Linked DNA regions of Homo sapiens: region 2 is linked to region 1. A link is a contact called in ENCODE Hi-C or POLR2A ChIA-PET data. All regions are on one chromosome and are shown on one strand. Each heading gives the region's core, a stretch centred on a gene start or an enhancer-like site at or near the end of the contact. The rest is flanking DNA. Distances are from core to core; before and after follow the strand shown. Region 1 overlaps GARS1-DT (GARS1 divergent transcript). Region 2 holds the start of LINC01176 (long intergenic non-protein coding RNA 1176).

What was found. A loop is a pair of places that touch in the nucleus more often than their neighbours do. ChIA-PET counts read pairs that join two places held with the same protein, here RNA polymerase II (POLR2A). Pooled maps may share reads with other maps.
Region 2: a pooled map shows a loop between it and region 1 (2.3-fold over the local background). The contact joins the promoter of LINC01176 here to the enhancer-like site in region 1. A Hi-C loop is called at or near these places in 1 of 168 maps with a recorded cell type or tissue (OCI-LY7), 3 of 37 single-sample maps with no recorded cell type and 10 of 50 pooled maps. POLR2A ChIA-PET finds 5 or more read pairs at or near these places in 1 of 52 experiments (B cell).

Annotation. Positions count from the first base shown.
Region 1 is chr7:30,559,088-30,565,892 of GRCh38, forward strand. GARS1-DT (GARS1 divergent transcript) reads right to left here. Exons shown (of 7, transcript NR_038889.1): 4 at 4,644-4,911; 5 at 2,379-3,041. Among named protein-coding and RNA genes, the nearest start is that of GARS1-DT, 15 kb to the right of the region's middle. RefSeq lists an enhancer at 5,492-5,541. Within about 2 kb of position 4,389, at least 7 of the 41 ENCODE cell types and tissues checked have a DNase peak (open chromatin) inside an H3K27ac peak, as active enhancers do.
Region 2 is chr7:30,385,420-30,392,169 of GRCh38, forward strand. It overlaps LINC01176 (long intergenic non-protein coding RNA 1176), which reads left to right and starts at 5,466. Exons shown (of 3, transcript NR_108081.1): 1 at 5,466-5,616. RefSeq lists an enhancer at 5,648-6,266.

The DNA of each region.
Region 1 (6,805 bases), core at 3,139-5,638:
CAGTGGCTCAGGCCTGTAATTCCAATGCTTTGGAAGGCCAGGGCAGGCAGAAGGCTTGAGCCCAGAAGTTCAAGACCAGCCTGGGTAACATGGTGAGACCCATATCTCCATAAATACAAAAATTAGCTGGGTGTGGTGGCATGCACCCATAGTCCCAGCTGCTTGGGAGGCTGAGAGGTGGGAGGATACCTTGATCCAGGAGGTCAAGGCTGCAGTGAGCCATGATTGCACCAGTGCACTACAGCCTGGGCAACAAGCGAGACCCAGTCTAAAAAAAAAAGTCCTGTTAGCTCTAACTTGATCACTCTCTAATCTGCCCCACCAAGATCTCTGAGGGCCGAGCCACCCTCCTGTCTGGTCTGGGCTACTCCTGTAGCCTCCTAACTGGCTGCCCCTCACCTCTACTTCTGCCCCCTGCTTTTTTCCTCCACACTTCAGCCAACGGGATGATTCTAAAATGCGGGTCAGATCACACCACCCCTCCTCAAAACCCTCCAACTGCTTCCCATCCACACTTACAGGAAAATCTAAAGAACTCAATGTGACTTACACAGCCCTGTATGTTCTGGCCCCTGCCTCTCTCTCCAGCCTCATTTACTACTTTTCCCTCTCCTTCACCACATTCCAGAGGCCCTGGCTTCTTTCCTGTTTCCAGGACACGCCAAACACAGTCCTGCCTCAGGGCAGTTTGCTGTCTGGAAGAGCCTTGCCCAGGCCTCAGTAAGGTTCTATGCTCACTGCATTCAGCTCTCTGCTCTTCTGAGGGGTCCTCATGACAATCACAAACAAAACAGCACCGCTTCACTCGCTGCACTCAAACATTGCTTCACGTTTCCATAGTGCTCATCACCGCTTGCCAGTACATTGTATTAAATAGTTCTGAGTTTTTTTTTTTTTTTTCTTTTGAGATGGAGTCTCACTCTGTTGCCCAGGCTGGAGTGCAGCGGTGCAATCTCGGCTCACTGCTACTTCTGCCTCCCGGGTTCAAGCAATTCTCCAGCCTCAGCCTCCCGAGTAGTTGGGACTATAGGCAACCGCCACCATGCCCAGCTAATTTTTTGTATTTTTAGTAGAGACGGGGTTTCACCATGTTAGCCAGGATGGTCTCAATCTCCTGACCTCAAGATCTTCCTGCCTCGGCCTCCCAAAGTGCTGGGATTACAGGTGTGAGCCACCACACCCGGCCCAGGGTTGTTTTTGAGATGGGATCTGTCACTCAGGTTGAAGTCCAGTGTCACAACCTCAGCTCACTGCAACCTCTGCCTCCCAGGCTCAAGAGATCCTTCCACCTCAGCCTCCCAAGTTGCTGAGACCACAGGCATGTGCTACCACACCTGGTTAATTTTTTATGTTTTTGTTAGAGATGGGATTGTTGCCCAGGCTGGTCTTGAACTCCTGAGCTCAGGTGATCCACCTGCCTTGACCTCCCAAAGTGCTGGGATTACAGGTGTGAGCCACCATGCCCAGCCTAAACACTTTCATTTGTCTTTCTCTCCTCTAAAATATAAACTCCCTAAAGTGATGACTTTGTCTTACTCACTACTCTATTCTCAATATGTGGCACAGTGCCTGAAAAATAGCATGCGCTCAATAAATAATTGTTGAATGAATGAATGAATGGAGACATGGTCCTATTTTGGCCTGTGATTCAATGTTTCCAAATTCCTGACAGATTTTAATCTTTGGGAATTAGGAATGAGAAACCAAAATGTATAGGCAGTCCAGGGAATTTCTGAACTCCTAAGTTAGGTACAGGTTGCCTCATATATGTTCATTTCTTTAAAAAATGAAACTATTTTGTCTGCTTTACAAAGAACTGTAGGCAGCCAGGAATCGTGGCTCACACCTGTAACCCCAGCACTGTGTGTGGGAGGCCGAGACAGGCTGATCACCTGAGGTCAGGAGTTCAAGACCAGCCTGGCCAATATGATGAAACCACGTCTCTACCAAAAATACAAAAATTAGCTGGGCGTGGTAGCACGTGCCTGTAATCCCAGCTTCTAGGGAGGCCGAGGCAGGAGAACTGCTTGAACCTGGGAGGGGGAGGTTGCAGTGAGCCAAGATCACGCCACTGCACTCTAGCCTAGGCAACAGAGCAAGACTCCATCTCAAATAAACAAACAAACAACTGTAGGCTATAGTAAAGATGCCAACAGTGGAAAATGCCAGTGAACATTATCAGATTGTATTAGAATAACAACATTGGGATCTTCTAGCAAGATTAACTACTACATGGAATTATGTGTCAAAGTTGCCAATTTAAGGACTTATTTTGCCTTCAAAACTTGTTATTTCTGGAACATCACTCATAGGATTTGTATAAAGTATAATGTGCATACAGACTTATTAGTATTTATTTGATTTGCCAGAAAACTCACTGTTAGAAGCAGTCATGCCAGGAACACACTCATAACGTGCAGCAGCTACAGGCCAGGCTGGCTGATGAGAGGCTGAAAGCGTCTCCTCTGTGCCCTTCCGGGAGTGGTTCCCAGAAATGTCGGTCTTAGCCTCTGACCCAGTGTCAGCGTGCTGTTCTCTTGCTCCTCCCCGATGTCAGTGGATTCATTTTTATCAAAAATGTCTTGATGTTTATTGTTAAGCTTGAATTCCCACACAATTTTAGCACTTCCCCCATTTTCTTGGTGTCTCAAGTGATTTTTCTTGGGACTCAGAGTTCAGAGAAACATGCATTTCCAGAAAAAAGCTGGGAAGGGACTCTTGCATGGGAACACTGTCTAAAAGCACTTTCACCTTGGTTTCTGGAAACAGGCACATTGCAAGCTACAGTTTAGGACCTGATGCCACTTTGAAGGTGTGTCAGCTGGACACAGAAAACGAGGTTACGGAAACAATGGTCCCAGCACAGCTCACTCTCCACCACGCTGCGCTCTCTCTCCTTAGTCTTGTGGGGCTGGAGGCACAGTGGCTTAGAAGTGGGGTGACCTGGTTGTGATCAAAAGGCTCCTCCCTCTGTTCACCATCCATGGAAAATGTGCCTCATCTTGCACCACACACCAGTGGAAAAGGGAATTTTAGGAAAACTAGGACAAACAAAAGTTGAATAGTTAGAGCAGAGCCTCTAGTATGGGAAGAACAGTGCTTAAAAATTACAGAAATTGCAAAGTATAAAATAAATAGAACACACTATATGAAATGTAAAACTCTCATGCATCGTTTTCTAAAGAACAGTATCAAAAAGCAAACAATATGACTTCCTTGTTAGAAAACAATTTGGAAAAATGGGTCTTTTTTGCATTTTTGATACAATTTGCTTCAGTAATGCCACTGATCGCAATTTATTCTAAGGACGTGATTCTAAATGCACAAAAGGAGATTTATACATATGGATGTTGATTCAACTCTTCCCTCTCTCCACCCAGAGCAACCAGGCATGAGCTCATCCTCAAAGCTGGGCACACGGGGCCACTGTCCCAGGATGCTGGGTGCTTGGCCCTGTAAAGGATGAGGAAAGGAACAGCTTTTCATTGCAGACAGTGGGGTCCGATAAGGCTGTTCTGGCCACTAGATGGTGGTTGTGTTTATCGAAGACTACTGGATGCCTGCCAAATATCTGTGTTAGTCCATTTTCACACTGCTATAAAGAAATACCCAAGACTGGGTCACTTATAAAAGAAAGAGGTTTCATTGACTCACAGTTCCGCATGGCTGGGGAGGCCTCCGGAAACTTACAATTATAAGGTCATGCTTTGGCAGGAGAAAGAGAAGCAAGTACCTTCTTCACAAGGAAGCAGGAAAGAGAGAGGGTGCACAAAGGGGAAAGAGCCCCTTATAAAACCATCAGATCTCGTGAGAAACCCCTCACTATTATGAGAACAGCATGGGGCAAACCACCCCCATGATCCAATCACCTCCCACCAAGCCCCTCCCTTGACATGTGGGGATTACAATTGAGATATTGAGCTTGGAACGCAGGAGGCGATGCTTCTGCCCTCTTGACTCTGGTTAGAATGTGCATCAGGTGAATCCTGTTTAGTCCTGGTTGCTGAACCACAGAGGGAGTTGAACATACTGGAGCTTATCCAGGCAATATGACCGTCAGGAAACTGCATCACTGAGGAAGTTCTGAGGGAGTTGGAACTAGACAGTTTAAAGCGACGGCCGGACAAGCTAGTGTCTCCTAGGAGCCAATGGCTAAGGGCAGAGGGAGCAGAGGGGTTCTGTATGGCCCTGGAGTGCAGAGCAAGTATCGGTGAACCGAAGTTACAGGGAGGCAGATGTTTGTCTAAGACAAAGAATCTTCTCGGGGTCAGAGCTGTCCGTGTGGACCGGAAGCCTGGGGAGGGAGTGAACAGCACAACCTGAGAGAAGTTTGAGAGGAGGCTGAGGAGTTCCTCTGCTCCCCCAGGAAGTGTGGAGCAGAAACCACATCTCAGATGCCCGCAGGAGCCAGGTGAGTCATCAGGAGGAGTGGTACAGCTACAGGCACACACATTAGAAATTAAAACCAACAGCAGCATCAATAAATACTGTGCAGTCCAAGCAAAACCTGCTGTGGAGGTGGGATTCAGTGACGCCCAAACTCTGCCGTGGAAAGTGGACGGGGGAGTGTATTGGTTTCTTGGGGCTGCCGTAAGAAACAACCACAACTGGGGGGCCTAAACCACAGAAACTCACCGACTCACCGTTCTGGAGGCTGGAAGACCAAGATCAAAGTGTTGGCCGAGCCATGCTCCTGCTGAAGCCGCTGGGGGAGGCTCCGTGTAGTTTCTGGGAGCCCCAGGCATTTGTGGCGTGTGGCAGCATCTCTCCGATCTCTGCCTCCATCTTCACACGGCGGTCTCTGCTCTGTGTGTGTCCAGATTTCCCTCTTCTTAATAAGGACGCTTGTCCCACTGGGTTCAGAGTCCACCCTACTCCAGCATGAGCTCATCTTCATTTAATTAAATGCATCTGCAATGACCTTTCCTGAATTAGGTCATACCCTGGGGTGACTTTCTCTTTTTGGGGGACACAATTCAGTTCCTAACAGGGAGTCTGAAGTCCACCCTGCTGGACACTTGTCAGCCTGGAACAACACCTCGCTTTGGAGGGGCTTTTGGCTTATGCGTGGGTTTTTGCCTGTCTCATATTCCTTGCTTGAGTAAGCTTCCTCCTTCCCACCAAACTGCGAGGTCCCAGCACCATTTAGTGGCTGAACCACCTTCTCTCTGCAGAAGAGGAATAGGGCATCTGGGATGCCGTAAGTAAGAGCTGAGAGGGGCTTGGAGGACCTCTCTGAGGTCCCTCTCCGGGGGCGGGACCTCTTCTGCTTGGAACCCTCTGGCTCAGAGGCAGGCACTGAAGGCTTCTGGAGGCAGAACCTGTGCATAGCTCCCACACAGCCCTGGCCTTGCTCAGCTGTTGATTTGTGGGTAGCTGCTGCCCTCTGCTGGACAGAGTGAAACGTGCTCTCCTTCCATTTCCTAGGACTCTTGTCTCCCTATCACAAGTTCCATTTCCTTCCTAGGACTCTTGTCTCCCTATCACCAGTTCCATTTCCTTCCTAGGACTCCTGTCTCCCTATCACAAGTTCACAAACTCACAGAGCAGAAAAGGGCCAGAAGGTCGGCAGGCCCAGCCCCATTATTCAGAGGCGGATACTGAGGCCAGAGAGGGGAAAGGCCTTGTTTAAGGTCACACAGATAGTTAGAGTAGGAGCTGGGACTAGAAATGGGTGGCCCTCCCTCAGCAGGGTCTGGAGGTGTGGGGTCCTGGAGGAGAAAGAGAAGGCACCTTACTCCTAGTAGAGACACCAGAAGGCTGGTGGGCAGTGTAACCAGGACCACCAGGTCAGCCCACCCACGTAGGAAAATCCCCTATCAGGCTGTGTGAGTGATCCCAGCTTTGCCTAACTCCACAATCCTAAAAAGTCACCTATAAACAGAATCTTTGTCAGTCAGATTATTTTCCCCTCTACCACCTTCTGTGTCCCAGATGCAGTTTTTGTGGCTGTTACCAATTTCATCATACAAGGCCCAGGGAGAGTATAGTAGGGCAAGCGCATTGCTCTAACAAATAGACCCCAAATGTATAATAACTCAAAGAAAAGGGAAGTTTACTTTTTGCTCGTTAATAGTTCAGTGAGCCTAGCAGAAAAGGGAGGGGAATGGCCGGGCGCCGTAGCTAAAGCCTGTAATCCCAGCACTTTGGGAGGCCGAGGCAGGTGGATCATGAAGTCAGGAAATCGAGACCATCCTGGCTAACACGGTGAAACCTCGTCTCTACTAAAAATACAAAAAATTAGCTGGACATGGTGGCAGGCCCCTATAGTCCGGGCTACTCGGGAGGCTGAGGCAGGAGAATGGCGTGAACCCGGGAGGCGGGGCTTGCAGTGAGCCGAGATCGCGCCACTGCACTCCAGCCCCGGTGAAAAAAACAAGATTGTCTCCAGTGGCCCTTCCTCACTTGGGTACCACTGAGTCTCTGATAAATGACTTAGTTATCAGATTTGGTTTCTAAATTTGGTGGATGTGGAGACAGAGCTGTGATCATCTTTGGTGCCCTATTAATTCCAGACTCTTTAAGTAGATAGCATATGAGAGCAGAGTTCACCTTTTCCACCCAAAGAATGTTACACCTCTCCAGGATGGTGCCGCAGGAACCTCCACTCTGTCTAAATACTGAGACATCCTCTGGCTGAGCCTGATCAGAATATGAAATTGAGGCAGGAAAAAAGTTTGGACCTGAAATTTTCTTTTTATCTTGAAATGGCAAGTGAATTTAGTCTTTGAGCTTTCATTTCCTACTGGGAATTTCATAATGGTACATTGTTTCTATTACACTGTAGGGCATCTTATTGTTGGCA
Region 2 (6,750 bases), core at 4,216-6,715, 170 kb before region 1:
TGTGTCAGGCTCTTTTAAACAGCCAGCTCTTACAGCACCTAATAATACAGGAAGAACTCACCCCTGAAGGAAGGTATTGATCTATTTATGAGGGATCCACCTTCATGACCCAAACCCACCTCCCATTAGGCCCCCACCTACAACATTGGGGGATCATATTTTAATATCAGGTTTGGGGAGACAAACCAAACCGTAGCAATGCAGCTTTATATTTTTACATATAGTAAATGATGGTGATAATATCAATGACAGGAAAGACCTCAGTTGGGCATTCTTTAATAGGAGTTGATCACCATCTTGGCTTTAAAGAATTTTCATTAACTATACTGTGCTTTCCCTTGACTGACCAACTGAGAACTCAAACCGTGTTGATTTTTGCTGGTAAGTATTTGAATTGTTAGTTGACAGTCAAGCCAGTAGCTGTTTGAAAAACCTTTCTTTGGGACAACTACAAAAGCAAAAATATAAGTACCTACAAATGCAAAGAAAAATACTACTACCTGAAATCCTACTGTATATGGATAACCACTGTTAATATTTGATGAATGTGCTTTCACTTAGTGGTCTATGCAAATGCAATTTTACGTAAATGCTGTCATACCATACGTGCTGTCTTTCAACCTGCGCCCTCAAGAGAACATCATTAATATATTTGTCATTAAATGTGGGTCTACTTCATTATTTTGATGACAGCATTAAACCACTATTGAACTATACTATTTCATATAATTTCATTAATAGTTTTTTACTATTGAAATTTTAAGTTGTTTCTAGTTTATACTCTCACCAACAGAACGTGAATTAAAGTTTCCTCATACTTGAGGCAAAACAGAGTTTTGTCACCCTTTTACCATCTTTGCTATACTATAAGCAAAAAATAAGTTTCTGTTGCATTTCTTTTATGATGACTGTAGTTGAATGTCTTTCATTAGTGTCCTGGCCATGTGTATTTCCTAGTGAATTACTTGCTTATGACTATTGCCTGTTCTTTTTTTCCTTAGTGATTTATTTTTATATATTTTTAGTGTTAGACTGTTAATATATGTTGCAAATGTGTTTCTCAGTTTGCCATTTATCTTGGAATCTTCATGGCAGTGTATTTTCTTGTGGTGTTTTTGGGTATTTTGTTGCTGTCCAATATTTTTGCCTTCTTATAAAAGTAATCACACTTTTCAATCTTTGCTGTATGTTTTTGAACTTTGTGGTCATGCTTAGAAGGATTTTACCCATCTCAAGTTTACATAAACTTTCACTTGTATTTTCTCCTGGTACTTTTATATGTGGTTCATATTTAAAAACATTTAATCCATCCATTATAACAGCAGCTTTTTAAAACTGCAGAACTTTTTATTCTGCCCAATATGTTTGAGAGATTTGTGTCTTAGCAAGTGGATTTTTGCTTTAAAGTCCCATTGAACTAGTGCTGGAATAAGAACTAATAGTGAGATACAGTTTTTTGTATTATAATATTTATGCTCTTCCTCCACATCTTCATTTGGCTGGCTCTTTCTTTGTTCAGACCTCTGCATAAATCTCACACCTCAGAAAGGCCGCCTGTGGCCACCCCATCTTTATAAAATAGCCTCTCTCTGATCATTCTGTCTAAAGAAGAAGACCACCCCCATTGTTCTGCATCCTGTTCCCTGTTAAACTTCTTAGCACTTAGCACTGCCTACCTCATCATGTTTGTTTCCTTGTTTATCTTATCTCCCTTCTCCCACTAGAATGAGGACTCGATGAAAGCGAGATTTTTTTCTGTCTTGTTCATTGCAGTATCCCAGAACCCAGAAAAGATTCTGACACAAAATAGTCATCTATAAATATTTAAGTCAATGACTGAATATTTAGAAAATTATTGTGGTATTTTTTCAGAGTGTTAACTTCTTTTGAAGTGTTGTGTGAAAGACATCCATTAGTATCTCTGAAATTATGAATTAAAAAGAAGGCAATAGGCTGGGCGCAGTGGCTCATGCCTGTAATCTCAGTACTTTGGGAGGTAGGAGGATCACTTGAGCCCAGGAGTGCAAAAGCAGCCTGAGCAACATAGTGAGACCCCATCCCTATAAAAAATTTAAAAATTAGCCAGGCATTGGTGGGGCATGCCTGTAGTCCCAGCTATTCTGGAGGCTGAGATGGGAGGATCACTTGAACCCAGGAGGTTGAGGCTGCAGTGAGTCATGATTGCGCCACTGCACTCCAGCCTGGGCAGCAGAGGAAGATCTTGTCTCGAAAAAAAGGCAGTAGGCGAATATAATTCAATATAAAATAAAACTTTGTGGAGTCATCTAATGCCAGGGACATAGGTGGACCGCACCTAATGATGATGAAAATAAGACTATTAATGAAGCAGTTCACATCAGCCTTTTGATACTATGCTTTTATCAAGTTTGTGTAAATGAGATTATGCAAATAATAGTGATGGCTCTCACTTTGGAGCACTTATCTGAGGTCAGGAGTTCGAGACCAGCCTGGCCAGCATGGCAAAACCCCGTCTCTACTAAAAATACAAAAATTAGCTGGGTGTGGTGGTGCACACCTGTAATCCCAGCTACTCAGGAGGCTGGGGCAGCAGAATCGCTTGAACCTGGGAGGCAGAGTTTGCAGTGAGCGGAGATGATGCCACTGTACTGCAACCTGGGACAGAGTGAGACTCCATCTGCAAAAAAAAAAAAAAAAAAAAAAAAAAAAAAAAAAAAAAAAGAAGCAAAATCTGAATTTCACTCATCTTGAGTATGAACTGGCCCTAGTAACTTGTTTCTAACTAACAGAATGCAACAGAAGTGATGCTGTATGACTTCCAGGGCTTAGTTAGAATAGGTAATACAGCTTCTAACTGGCTTTCTCTCAGGAAGGTTCTCCGTGGAACCAAGGTTCTATGCTGTGTGAGAAAGCCCTGGCCACGTCAACCACCAAACATGTGAGTGAGGAAGCCTTCTAGATGATTCCACCCTAACCACCATCTGGCTAGAGCTGGATGAGAGACCTGAGGGAGAGCTGCCTAGCTGAGTCCAGTCAATCCCCAGAATTGTGAGAGAAGATGATATATGATTGTTGTTTCATCTCACTAAGTTTGGGATGGTTTGTTACACAGCGGTTGATAACTAGACCAGAGACCTTTCCTAGAAACGCTGGAGAACACGTGCCAGGATGGTCCTGGACATCTCCATTGTTTGCTGCTTGCTTCTCTACTGTGCCCATTGCCTGTGCTTTCACCAAACCCCCTATTAACCAGACATTGTCAGCTACCAGAAGTTTCCTGTCTTAGGATCTTGACACTTTTGAGACTCTTTGAAGTTACGAGACATGATGGACTTACTATCAAAAACTTGGCAAGCACAGTTACATCAGCAAGTGTTACTTTGTTCAAGTAAGAGGGGAAATAGTGCAGCATGGCAGTTAACCCTGTGCTCTCTAAGCTTTTACTGAATTTCAGTGGGTCATTCTAGAGACTTGGTAGCCACATGCGTGTCAGTTTGTTGATATTCAGTATTGATTATTCTCATAGGAGCTGTATATAATTGTTTTGAGCTTAAAACAAAGAAAATGATTAGTTTATGGTTCTAATCTTTTGGATTTTTTTTTTTTTTTTTAGACGGTGTTTCACTTTTGTCGCCCAGGCTGGAATGCAGTGGCGCGATCTCGGCTTACTGCAACCTCCACCTCCCGGGTTCAAGCGATTCTCCATCCTCAGCCTCCTGAGTAGCTGGGATTACAGGCGCCCGCCACCACACCAGGCTAATTTTTGTATTTTTAGAAGAGACAGGGTTTCACCACATTGGCCAGGCTGGTTTTGAACTCCTGACCTCAGGTGATCCACCCCCCTCGGCCTCCCAAAGTGCTGGGATTACAGGCGTGAGCCACCACGCCTGGCCTTGGATGTTTTAAAGTAAAATTTTCCCCACTGCAAAATAATAGATATGTGTTGTAGGAACTTTTGGAAACACAAGGCACAAAGGAAAAAATACCTTCATATTTCTCCTTTTCCCATCTCCCCAGAGACTTTTTTCTCCTTATTTGTTGGCATATGTCTTTCCATACTCTTCAATGCATATATATTCACAGGATAACATTATATGTGGTATTTTAGAACCACATTTCTAACATTCCATTTATCATGTTTTGTATTTGCATAGTATTCCATTTCGTAGTTGTACCATAATATCTTTAGACAATGCTTGTGGTCAAATAATTTCCCCCAATATTTTACTGTTACAAAAAATGTTTCGATGAACATTTTGGTCTAAAGTTGATGGATCAAGGAATATAGGGGTCATTATAAGTTAACAAATACAGCGTCAGATCATGGTACTACTCTGCTGAAAATCCCCCTTGGCTCCCATCTTACTCAGAGCCAAAGCTAAGGTCTTTACCATGACCTAAAATACCCTCAGCCATCCGGAGTGTGCATGTATGCATACACACAGACATGTACATGCCACTCACTCCTGCCTCTCTAGCTCATCTTCTCCTGCTCACCCCTGACTTGTTCCCCTGAAGCTATTCCTGGAATACACCAGGCAAGCAAGCCCCTGTGTCAGGGCCTTGGCACTTCTTCCTTCTGCCTATAACAATTCCTCCAAGTATCCACAGGCTTCCTCTTTCACTTCCTTTGTTGCGTTGGCTCAGATATCGCCTTATCTGAGTGCCCTTCCTTAACTATACAATACAAAATAAGTTCATGAATCTGCCCTCACCCCTACATTCCCTGTTTCCTTTACCTTGTTCTATTTTTCTATAACATTTACCTGACAAATCTTATGTTTGTTTATTGTCACTCTTCTTCCAGAATGTAAGCACTGTGAAGTCAAGGACTTTGTTAGTTTTGATCACTATTGTATCCATGGGTTCTAAAGCACTGCCTGGCACATAGTTGGCACTCAGTAAGCTAAGAAATAATAAGACTAACATATTGGGATTGTGGCAAGGAGGTAAGTATACTCCACTTTTTCAAGGGGATTATAAAGGGCATCATTTTTAGGTGGGAGATATTGGACATAGGAGTTTGTGAACCAAGAGACAGAGAAAGATGTTACTTGGAGATATGGAGGTTATAAGTATCAGAAGATTAGAAGTTCCGGGGATGTTTTAAAGTAAAATTTTTCCCATTGCAAAATAATAGATATCTGTTGTAGGAACGTTTAGAAATACAACTAAAGCACTTTTTGCTTTACTTGGAGTGGGTGGGACTGGAATTGGGAGGAGGGGCCATGGAGAGGCTGCTTTTTTTCATTGTGCATCTTTCTGTAAGACGTGAATTTATACCATGTACACCAATTACTTAAATAATAAGAGCATGTTTGGACTTCCAGTTTCTGGTGATGGCTGGTTATGAAAACTTGAAGAAACAAAATAATGGCTTTTTTTAAGTGAAGAACTAAAAAAACATTGAACTTCCAGGCCAGTTTTTGGATAAAAGTCTATAACCAGGGAGGGAAATGGAATACTGGAACAAAAAGCTGCCTGTGCTGAGACAGCAGTTGCTGATACCACAAACACTTGTCTGCTGTTTCTGTGGCCTGGCTGAGCCAAGAAAACATGTTAAAGCACAGAGCCCACGCAAGACAGTGTGCTTGCAGGAGACCCTACCAACAGGAATCGGATAACAAGGAGCTAAAGGTAAGGAGGAGTCAGAGCTGAACCCAGTGCCCTCTTCCCAGCAGTTGTAATGAACTGTGGCTACCTTGGTGCTCTTGGAGCAGGGAGGAAAAGAAATAGAAAATACAATTTCCCTGGAAGGCCTGTGCATATCTGCTTCCCTGAAGATTAGCTTCTCAAATATACATAGCTGGTTGGGCCAAGGATTCTCAAAATCTGAATTCGGCAGAAGCACAGCAAGATCTCTCTGGAAGAGGGCTCATCTCAAGCGTCAGGAGACTCCCGTTAAATACTTATTCAAGAATAATGTGTGGCAAGCGATAAAGATTACAAGTTACCCAAGCAACTTGAATATGAATGAGAATAGAAAATCACAGAAGCCCAGCTTCTTCCACTTAGCATAATCATTTGAGTCATCCATGTTGTCATGTGTATTCAGCAGCTTGGTCCTTTTAATTGCTGAGTGGCAATCCATAGTTTACTCATCCATTTACTAGTGGAAGATTTGTGTTGGTTCCAGTTTTTAGTGACAGTGGTTAAGCTGCTGTTAACATTCACCTAGAAGTTTTTTTGTTTTGTTTTGTTTTGTTTTTGAGACAGAGTCTCGCTCTGTCGCCAGGCTGGAGTGCAGTGGTCCGATCTTGGCTCACTGCAACCTCCGCCTCCCAGGTTCAAGTGATTCTCCTGCCTCAGCCTCCCTAGTAGCTGGGATTACAGGCACATGCCACCACGCCCAGCTAATTTTTGCATTTTTAGTAGAGACTGGGTTTCACCATGTTGGCCAGGATGGTCTTGATCTCTTGACCTCATGATCCGCCTGCCTCTGTCCCGCAAAGTGCTGGGATTACAGGCGTCAGCCACTGCGCCCGGCCTCACCTAGAAGTTTTTATGTGAATCAAAGATTTTGTTTCTCTTGAGTACATTCCTAGGAGTGGGATAGCTAGTTATATGATAAATATGTATATATACTTAGTAGGAAATTGCCAAACAGGTTTGCAAACTGGTGGTGCCACTTTGCATTCCCACCAAAAATGTATGAAAATTCCAGGTGATTGGCATCCTCACCAGAATTTGATATTGTCTGCAGTTTTGATGTTTTTGCTATTTTTTTGTTTTGACTTGGGTATACGGTGCATTTCATTGTGTTTTTCATTT